Regions from separate parts of the Homo sapiens genome. Here region 1 is linked to region 2. Evidence: read pairs that join two places in POLR2A ChIA-PET (ENCODE). Cell type or tissue: A673. All regions are shown on one strand. Links, peaks and the distances in the headings refer to the core of each region. The heading gives the core; the rest is flanking DNA.

Region 1 (4,893 bases), core at 894-4,893, 150 kb after region 2:
TCCTCCCACTGCTACCAGTGCCATGGACCCACTGTATGTTTCCTGGGGGCCATGCAGAAGGTCCCCAGACCAGTGCTGGCCTGCGACAAATAAGTACAGAAATGGAGAATAACCCTTTTCAAACACATAATAGCATTTGATAGAATCAATCAGGAGACTCAAGTTTTTACTGCGTGCATTGCTTTAGACTTGGAGGGCGTGTGTTGGTTGTTAGCAAGGCTGTGACTGCATTTGCTGAGATGGTCAAGTAATTTGGACTATGGGAATATCACCCAGCATGAAGTCAATGATTACAGGCCTTTGTGTCTGTGGTCTTTCTGTTATAACTGATCTTTTTTTTTTGAAACGGAGTCTCGCTCTTGTTGCCCAGGCTGGAGTGCAATGGTGTGATCTTGACTCACTGCAACCTCCGACTCCTGAGTTCAAGCGATTATCCTGCCTCAACTTCCTGAGTACCTGAGATTACAGGTGCATGCCGCTACACCTGGCTAATTTTTGTATTTTTAGTAGAGACAGCATTTCACCGTGTTGGCCAGGATGGTCTTGAACTCCTGACCTCAGGTGATCCGCCTGCCTCGGCCTCCCAAAGTGCTGGGATTACAGGTGCCCGCCACCACGCCTGGCCTATAATTGATCAGATATCAATTATACATTTTCAAGTGTAATTCTAGCTTAAAGAGGATAAAGTTAATACTTAGCTGTTTATATAAGATGTTCAAATGGGCATTACTGCCTGATAGTGACAAGAAGAGAGAATGTTGGGAGTTTCTTTTAAGATAAGATGGGTGTTTGGATAAATGTCTGACTTGGTCTTTTTCCCCCTTAGATAAGATCATTGAGGTTGAGGAGGAACAAGAGGACCCATATCTGAATGACCGCTGCCGAGGTGAGACTCGGGCGTCTCCCATCAGTTGGTATTTAAACAAACCCCAAGGGGCCAGCAAGGTGGCTCAGGCCTGTAATCCTAGTACTTTGGGAAGCCAAGGCAGGAGGATTCCTTGAGCCCAGGAGGTTGTGGCTGCAGTGAGCTATGACTGCACCTTTGCACTCTAGCCTGGGCAACAGAGCTGGACCCCGTCTCAAAAACAAAAAAACAAACAAACAAAAAGCAAAACCAAGGAATCTCGGTGCTGATCTCACTGGAAGTTGGAATCCAGGTTTTGCTTTGGTTTACCCTGCAAAGTACCCTTTGGCTGGGAGCCAGCCATGAGCCACTTCCACCCTGAGGAGTCGTGGACTCCCAGCTCCTCCTTCCCTTTCCCCTTCCAGATCTAGGGCTGGCTGGGGAGGGGAAGGGTGGGCTTACCAAGGAGGGGCCCTGGTGAGGCCCTGCTGGGGAGGGTGGCCCAGGCCCAGGGCCAGAGCTGGTGTGGAAAGCCTGCACGTTACCGAGCCCCCAGGCCTTGTGAAGGTGACAGAGGCCTCCCTCAGGCTCTCAGGGGAGAGGAGGGGGCTCAGCGTTCCCTGCCTTTGTGCCCCTGGAGCCCCAGCCACGGTTCTGTCACCATTGGTGATATTCATTTGCCTCACAGGGAGATGTCTGCACATTTAACTAAGGGCCTCGCAGGTTTGTTTTTCATATGATAAAACTGCTTTTCTTTCATGGAACATTCTGGCATGTCTAGACCTGCAGATCTGCCTCACAAGCTCTTTCAGTGGTTCCCCCTGTGGTTAGGGTGTTAATTAGGGGCCAGTTTAATTCTTAAATGATGCAGTCAGTGTACAGTGACAGTTGGTCCAGGGGCGCTGTCCAGGGGCCTGGTGGAGGGAGGAAGGGAGTGACCTAGAGCCCCAGCAAGCCTCAGGGCTATGGGAGGAGCTTTCTGGGGAGGGGAGAGCTGGTCTGCAAGGAGGAGGTGGGATTAGCTGGGAAAATAACCCTGAAACGGTCCTCAGGGAGACCTGAAGCCTTGTAAAGGGCACGGACCCACTGTAGCAGGGTACTGGGAGGCAGTGGGCTGGGGAAGGAGGTGGGGTTACAGGGCCAGAGAGAGGGGCCCTAGAAGCAGGCAGGCTGGCAGCAGTTAGAAGTGTATCTCGTAGAATCTTTCCCTGGTTGAGGCTTATCCTGATGAGATTTGCACTCTGAGCATCACTCTGGCCACCCTGTAGGAAGAACAGGTTGTGGGGTGCTTCTGGGCTATGCAGAAAGACCAGGTAGGAGGCTGTGGCCACAGCCAGGTGGGCAGCTGCAGGAACTGAGGCCATGGTAGTGGGCTTGGAGCAGTGGGACAGCTCGAGAGTTCAGTGAGGAGCAGGTACATGAGGCCTAGTTGGGGCCTGGCCTTCCACGTGGAGCCCACACCCCCATGTCTGTGACCGGCAGTGAGCTCTTCTCTGCTTCGCCCCTTCCAGGTCCACCCCAGCCTACAAAGGGCACCCTGCACACCACCTGATTTTCCAGACGGGGAGGTTGGGACCTGAAGCAGCAGCCCCTGGGGGGTGTCCAGAGCCAGAGCCTGGGGGTCTCCCAGTAGGGCAGCAGGTGGGCTCCAGCCAGGTCAGCCTGCCTTCCTGGGTTCGTCTGCCCAGAGGGCGTTTTCTATGACCCAGCCTGAACGGAGCTAGAAACCAGGCGGTGCCTGGGTGCGTCCATCCCTGGCTCATGCACGCTGTGCTTCCAGGAGGCGGGCCCTGCAAGCAGCAGTGCCGAGACACGGGTGACGAGGTGGTCTGCTCCTGCTTCGTGGGCTACCAGCTGCTGTCTGATGGTGTCTCCTGTGAAGGTAATGTCCCTATCCCAGGTGCCAGCAGGACTGGCCGGTCACTGTGCTTGGGAGCTCTGTGCTGGAGGACTGACCAGGGCCTGCCTTCTACAACCCAGACCCCATTCAGGGGTGGAGAGCAGCCCAGGACGCGCTTTCTCGTGTTCGCTGGAGTTTGCAGCGCAGAGGCCCCTGCCGAGACTTCCCTCCAAGACAATATAAGCACTGGGGTTGGGAAAGAGGATGGAGTTGGGGTCTAACCAGGTTCCGGATCCAGGATCTGCTGAGTGGCCTTGGGCACATCCTTCAGCCTCTCCTGGCCCCCGCGTCTGTGAGATGGGGGAGATGGAGAAGATGCTGCCCCTCCGTGGGGTTCTTGAGGACCACATAACTACAGTCTCAGAAAAAGCAGTAGATATGAACGTTAGCAGGGGAGAGAAATCACTGCTTTCGACTCCGTGCAGTCCACAGCCCGGATGTGCACATGGTGGACCTGAGCTCAGTTTGCGAGGGTGCAGGGAAGCACTTCCACCGTGGCTTTGGCACATTCCTTTCTAGGATGTATTAGGATGGGTCGTTCTTGCTGGTCACCCCCGCACTGCCTCGGTCTCTCCTAGATGTCAATGAATGCATCACGGGCAGCCACAGCTGCCGGCTTGGAGAATCCTGCATCAACACAGTGGGCTCTTTCCGCTGCCAGCGGGACAGCAGCTGCGGGACTGGCTATGAGCTCACAGAGGACAATAGCTGCAAAGGTACAGCATGCGCTCCGAGTCTGCAAACCTGGTCTTCCAGGCGTAGATACGGCGCGGTGGGAAGGGCAGCTCTGGGGTCTGGGCTCCCGCAGTCCTGCGCCCTCTGTGGCTGCCTGGGCGACTGCCTGCTCATCTGCAGGAGGGAGGTGGTTATACCCACCAGGGTGTCTGGACAGGTGGGATGGAAGGTGAAAGTGCTTGCCAATAATGTTCAGAACATTGAAAAAGTTGACAGTAGTGCACCGGTGCCAGCTAGTTCAGCTGTTAGGAAAGATTTACGTTCTTATGGTGCAGAGTAAACGATGGCAGATTTGGGTTTCTAAAAAGGCTCAGTGCATGACTATTTAAAATCAAGACCAGGGATGAATTTCAGGTTCTCACATGTACTTTCTACAAAAAAAAAAAAAAAAAAAAAAAAAAAAGCAAAAACAAAAATCCCACAACTGTTTTTGCACAACAGCTGCCTTCCATCCAAATCCAGGCTTCCTTGAAGTTCAAAGCATATCCCCTTCCACTGCATAAACACATGGCATTTCTGGCTGCCAGCCTTTCCCCGCCAAGCCTTAGGTGTTATTTGGCAGATGGGGAGGCTCTGATGAGGATCGTTTAGAACACAGTTTTGCAGAGGGTTTCAAGCCTTTCAGAAGGACAAATCCACTTGTGTAAAAATGTCACTCACTGTATCATGAGAGTGACTTCAAAGCATGGCACACCCCTTCTGACATCTGAGGGCCACAGAGCAAATTCTGTCCTCCCCACCCCCACACACCAGCTGGGTGGTTTGGACCCCTAGAGCCCAGTGGCCAAGCCAGCTGAGTATACACATTTGACCATTTGACAGCCATGAACTTCAAGGGAAGGGCAGCCCATCACATCCCATCATGACTGTAACCCTTGTTAATATCTGGATTATTGTGAAGACTTCAGAATGGATATGTTTATAGAGACTGTGTTTGTTGCCACTAAGATAATTGCTTTATGATCTAAACTAAACATACACTTAGCCTGAATGAATACTAATATATATATACCTGCCAGGAAAATGCCAGGGTGATTTATTATAACAGACAGTTTGCCTCATAAGAGCCTTGGGAAAAAAAGTCAGCTTTTTAAGTCTTTAGCAACTGGAGCACGATTTGGCTCAGTGAAGTCTTTTTTGTGTATGATTTCTCTATTAGAATGTTTTGGGTTATAGTCTGAGTAATGCGCATTAGAAAAAAGCTTTCTTGTGATTTTAAAGTGTTGTAAGATGCTTCTGGCAGGACTCTTGCTAACAATTTCCTTTTTTTATGATGTACCAGATATTGACGAGTGTGAGAGTGGTATTCATAACTGCCTCCCCGATTTTATCTGTCAGAATACTCTGGGATCCTTCCGCTGCCGACCCAAGCTACAGTGCAAGAGTGGCTTTATACAAGATGCTCTAGGCAACT
Region 2 (6,056 bases), core at 1,184-5,183:
TACTTTCTCTAGTATTTTTGTCACATGGAGTACGTGGATGACAATCTGAATTTGCTTATTGGCAGATCCTCGAAAGGTAAATAATATCTTGGTTGTAGTCCTCTTCCTTTTAGCTATTATTCCATAGTCCCATCCAGTTTTGCAGTCTGATACGAGCCTTTTTTTTGTTTAAACGTATAAGGAATTTTTCTTGAAGGGCAGGTAGCTTAGCATTGCTTCTATAACCTATAGGTTAAGGAGTTACACCCAGATGTGTGTTATTGTGGGCCCTTTCCCACCAAACGTACGTGAAACTCTGTGTGTCCTTTCAACTGGTCAATTAAAGTTGATCCTTAGAGAAATTTTCTTGTTTTTAATTTTCTCCTTCTCTATGTTCTTTTCCTCCTTTCAAGAATTTATTAGTCTCACATCAAGTTTCCTGAGTCTATCTACTAAGTCTCTATTTTCCTCCTACTTCATATTTGTAATTTTATTACCCTAATTGAGAAGCTTCTTCCACTTAGTCTGCCAGGTTACAAATTTGGTTCTCAGCAATGACATGCTTTCCTTCAATTCATCTACTACATTTTACAGTTAAGAAATATGTTTTTGGCCAGAGGTGGTGGCTTATACCTATAATTCCAGCACTTTGGGAAGCCAAAGTGGAAGGACTGCTTAAGGCCAGGAGTTCAAGACCAGCCTGGTCAATATAACAAGGCCCTGTCGCTACAAAAAATTAAAATAAAAAAAAATTAGCAGGGCCTGGTGGTACACCCCTGTAGTCCCAGCTACTTGGGTGGCTGAGGTAGAAGGATCCCTTGAACCCAGGAGTTCAAGGTTACACTGAGCTATGATGGCACCACTGCCCTCTAGCCTGGGTGATGGAGCAAGAACTGTCTCTTTAAAAAACAAACAAACAAACAATAAAAGAAGTACTTTTTTTTTTTTTTTTTGTGAGATGGAGTTTCATCCTGTTGGCCAGGCTGGTCTCGAACTCCTGACCTCAGGTGATCCACCCGCCTTGGCCTCCCAAAATGCTGGGATTACAGGCGTGAGCTACCATGCCTGGCCAGAAGTACGTTTTTTAGTCCTAGGAAATCTTTTTGTGCGCTGGGGATTGGCAGGGGAAGGATGACACTATACTAAATTTCCTTAATGCTCCATTACTTTTTTTGTTCAAGTTATTGCCTGGCTCCTAGAACACCTCAGATACGTTTATGTATTTCTTTGCCCACTGAGGATCATGTCTGAGTATTAAAGTACCCTAAATCACAGCACCCCACAAGGATTTTCTATACCTGAGGGTCAGTAATTACAAGAGAAGACTGTCAGTACCACCCTGAGACAGAGACCACCCTGAGGCAGAAGAAAAGATACCTCTCTGGTATCCCTGGACTCTTCCAAACTCAGGAATAGGGAGGCCACAAACTTCCTGCTAAGCTAATATTTAGCTTCGTGGGGTTCAAGACCAGGCATCTTCACATGGGACAAATGTTTAACTTACCCCCAGATTCCACTATGTCCTGATTCTTACCCAAGCACTTTTCACATCAAAAGAGACGAAGCCCTATATCAGCTTTTCCCAGCAGCCTCCCTCAGAACCCAAGACATCATTCCCTCCTAGCTGCCACCTGGTTCAGGTTGTGACACACAGATGGAACCTTAGCATGGACATGGATGGGAAGCAAGATTTGCTTTAAGTTGGCATCTTCCCAGAACTTTTTCTGTGCCTAGGCCTAAATTTGTTAAAATCTTTAAAAGCTGAATATTCCTATACCTTAGATTAAAACATAAAATGTAGTCTTATGCTTCAGAAAAAGATGAAAATTAGTCAAGTAACCTTGCCAAAATATATGCTTGAATCAACCAAGGAAGAAAACTAAATAGAAACAATAAATAAATAATCTGAAAGCATTCTATATTGATTTAGCATCTGTAAAATTTGGCTTCAATAAATGAGGGAATTACAATATTCAACAAATGATACTTTTGTAAAATGGTAAGTCAGTTGGTAAAAATAAAGCTGGATCCCCAGTCATCAAAATAAATTCCAGATGAATAAAAAATATAAATGTTAAAAACACAAAAGCACTAGAAGGAAGCATTATTGAACTTCTTTTGTGATCTTCAGAAAGAATTTGGTCTTTCTAAGCATAACACATCCTAAAATCCAGAAGTTATAAAAGATTAAATTTGGCTACATAAAGATTAAAAATGCATGTATGACAAAAAGAACAAAGTCAATGTGAAAGAAATACTCAGCAATTAAAAAGGAATAAACTTTTGATACATACAACATGAATCTCAAAAATACTAAGCTAAGTGAAGAAAACATAACACAAAAGACTACTGACTGTATGAATCCATTTATATGAAAGTCTAGAAGAGGAAAAACTATAATGACAGAAAGTAGATTGGGTTGTGAGGCCCCAAGGGGTCCAGAAGAGGGGACTGAGTAAAAGGAACCCAAAGGAATTCTGCGGGGTGAAGAAAATGTTCTATGTCATGAGTGCAGTGATGGTTACGTGACTACATACATTTGTCAAAAGTTACTAAATTATACTTACAATGGGTGACTGCTATTGTATATAAATTATATTCCACCTGAAGCTGACTAAAAATCAAATGAAAAAATGTTTACAATACATATGACTAAGAACTAATTTACTTAATACAAATAATTCTTAAAATAGTAATGAAATAAGAAACAATGTACTAGAAAAATGTGCAGAGAAAATAAGCAGTTCACAGAAGGAAAAATTACAGAGGACCATTAAATTCATGAGGAAATGCCCAACCTCAGTTATACTTTAAGAAATGCCTATCAGGCCGGGCACAGTGGCTCACAACTGTAATCCCAGCACTTTGGGAGGCCAAGGCAGGCGGATCAACTGAGGTCAGGAGTTCAAGACCAGCCTGACCAACATGGAGAAACCCCGTCTCTACTAAAAATACAAAATTAGCTGGGCATGGTGGCACATGCCTGTAATCCCAGCTACTCAGGAGGCTGAGGCAGGAGAATCACTTGAACCCAGGAGGCGGAGGTTGTGGTGAGCCAAGATCGCACCATGGCACTCCAGCCTGGGCAACAAGAGCGAAACTCTGTCTCAAAAAAAAAAACAAAAAACAAACAAAAAACTTGCTGCAAACACTATTTATAGCAACAGTCTATCATAAAACAAAGAAAATAGGAAAAATAATACATACACTTGCACACACAAAGAAAATTTCTGGAAGCTGTGTATCAAACTGTGTTTAGTAAATAACTCTGAGATATAAGGAAGAGAGTAAGGGAAAGATTTTTATTTTTTATTTTTATTTCATTCTGCATTATTTGAACTCTTAAACTATAGAATTGGCACTGTTATTATAAAAAACCCACCTAGTTTAAAAACACAATTATTCTACTTAGTATATTACAACTTTTATGACATGGATTTACCTTTAGCTCTTGGATTTTCTGGCTTCGTCTGTCTCTTAGATTCTTTAACTCTTTCTCATCCCAGCATCTAGCCTTGTATTTTAAGTCACTTGACCCTCCAGAGATCACTCCAGATTTTAAAAATAATGTTCCATCAAGAGCTACTGTCTGTAAAAGTAAAAATATTTTGCCCTGGAGAAATGTACATAAAGATACAAATAAAGACACAATGTGTCAATTTTTAAAGCTAAGAATAAAACATATGAGAAAAGCCACTTACTGAACTTTACTAATAAAATATCTAGTTTATGAAGAGACCCCAAACAATAAACAAACCACAAATATAAAACCCATTTTACTAAGGCCCAAAGCAATTCTAGGCAATAAATTATTGATTTAGTCTTATATCAATATCCGGGTTGGTTCCAATTTTTCCTATTATACACAATGGTTCAGTGAAAAAAGCTTGTACACATATCATTTCATATACATGTAAGCTAATCTACATGCTAAGTTCCTCAAATGTACAAGTGAGATAACTGCCCTTCACAGAACTGGTATAAATTTAGGTTCCCACAGCAGTGAACAGAAGAATCTCTTTCCCCATAAAGTGTTACTAAACATTTTGATGTTGGTCAATCTGACAGGTGAAAATAGTACCTCAGTGTAATTTTAATGGGTATTTCCCATATGAGTGAGGTTGCATTTTCATGTTTAAGAATTATTATATTTCCTCTTATGAAAACAAGTTTGTTCATATCCTTGCCCATTTTCCCACTATATTATTGTTCTTTTCCATAGTGATTTGTAAGAACATCTGCTCTTTACTATGAGCTACAAATATTTTCCCCAGTTTGCCATTTTTCTTTTGATTTTTCTTATGGTAGTCTTTGCCATGCAGAAACTCTTTATTAGGTGAATTCATTCATCTTTTATAGCTTTCGGGTTTTTTGTCATATTGGAAAAGGCTTCCTGTCTCTGAGATTAAGAAAAAATTTCCCAGGCCAGGAGTGGTGGCTCATGCCTGTAACCCTGGCACTTTGGGAGGCAGATCACTTGAGGTCAGGAGTTTGAGACGAGCCTGGCCAACATGGTGAAACCTCATCTCTACTGAAAATAAAAAAATTAGCCAGGCGTGGTGGTGGGCACCTGTAATCCCAGCTGCTCAGGAGGCTGAGGCACGAGAATCGCTTGAACCTGGGAGGCAGAGGTTGCAGTAAGCAGAGATCACACCACTGCACTCCAGCCTGGGTGACAGAGCAAGACTCCATTTCAAAAAAAAAAAAAGAAAAGAAAAAATTTCCCATGGTTTCTCTTAGAAATTTTATGGTTTTACTTTTTAAATTAATATTTCTAATTCATCTGGAATTTATCCTGATACAAGGAAGAGTTTTAGATTAACTATATTTTATTCCAGGTGGTAACCAGCAAAGTGGTACCCTGCACTTTATTCATTATTGTTTAATATGTGCAATTTTGGAAAAAATAATCTTTTCACAAATTTTCCAGCTACTTACTGACATTTTTCTGGGTCTGTTTTTTGCTTCACCATATTAAAAGGGCACAGTATAAATAGATCTTTTTATAATATATATGTTTTAGAGTAACAACCAACCAGTCTATAGGAGAAGAAAATAAATAATTGTATCTCTGGTTAAGTGGAACAGATAGAATAATTACATGTATGTAAAGAGATTCAGGATTTTTAAATTTTGGTACATAAATTTTTTAAATATGTAAAAACTGAGTTATCACTAAAATATGGTGCCCAAACTATAGCTAGCAGAATTGATGTAATCCATATTTGTAGTTTACAGATACTGTATGTAGTTTATACATACTATAGTTTATAAGTAAACAAGTAAACCAAAATATTTAATACTACTTGCAATGTTTGACTAAAGAAAATTCTATAACATGGTATCAAGTATATAGAAAACCAAAAGCACAAATTGCAGATGATTCACCAGATGATTTCTGTGAAAATGTGACATCTATCCAATTGTTTGACCCAATCTAAAACACAGAGAAAATTCTTTCAAAGTTCCTGAGATATAATTAAGATACAAATAAGATACATCTGATTAAAATTTTGAAATACTGATAAAAATAAGATACAATCTGAAGGGGTAAAGATGTTACTGTGAACAAGATAGAAACCATAAATATTTGTTATATGAAGGAATAAGCAATCATATCTTCATGTGACTTCTTTAATTTGACTATACAAATCTTCAAATATCAATTCTATAAAATATACAAATATACAAAAGTCAATGTTAGTGCAGTTAATTAGGCAGAAAAATAAGAAAAACACTTAATAACTTACTACCCTAGCTTAAATTTAACATGTAGAACTCAATGACAGTGATCACATTATGCTTAAGATTATTGATCAGAAACACCAAAATGTATGAAAAATTAATCATGTTAGATAAGTCAATAAATTTAACACTGGAAATCTTCATGTCTCATTAAGAAGTGCCTGCTTTTTGTTAATTTGCAATTCTGGACATTCCAGATTAAGTGTGTTAATTGACTAGTAGGTAATAAAATTACTACCAGTTTTTGAGAGCTATTTGCCAGGCACTATAATAGCATTTTTCATGTTATTACTTAATTTAATTCTCATAACCCTATAAAATAGGTAATATTA

What was found. ChIA-PET counts read pairs that join two places held together with the same protein. Peaks named below come from ENCODE experiments on the same cell type or tissue, not always from the same donor. Only the 100,000 strongest peaks of a DNase experiment are listed, where the experiment ranks them.
Region 1: POLR2A ChIA-PET joins it to region 2 with 6 read pairs; 3 of 35 experiments call an interaction of 5 or more read pairs at or near these places.

The regions. Positions count from the first base shown.
Region 1 is chr22:45,530,439-45,535,331 of GRCh38, forward strand. FBLN1 (fibulin 1) reads left to right here. Exons shown (of 17, transcript NM_006486.3): 5 at 827-886; 6 at 2,625-2,726; 7 at 3,323-3,460; 8 at 4,762-4,893. Among named protein-coding and RNA genes, the nearest start is that of FBLN1, 30 kb to the left of the region's middle. In A673, for the core only: no CTCF peak of the experiment used is centred there; no DNase peak of the experiment used is centred there; H3K27ac peaks cover 1,395 bases.
Region 2 is chr22:45,380,046-45,386,101 of GRCh38, forward strand. SMC1B (structural maintenance of chromosomes 1B) reads right to left here. Exons shown (of 25, transcript NM_148674.5): 12 at 3,422-3,568. Among named protein-coding and RNA genes, the nearest start is that of SMC1B, 31 kb to the right of the region's middle. In A673, for the core only: no CTCF peak of the experiment used is centred there; no DNase peak of the experiment used is centred there.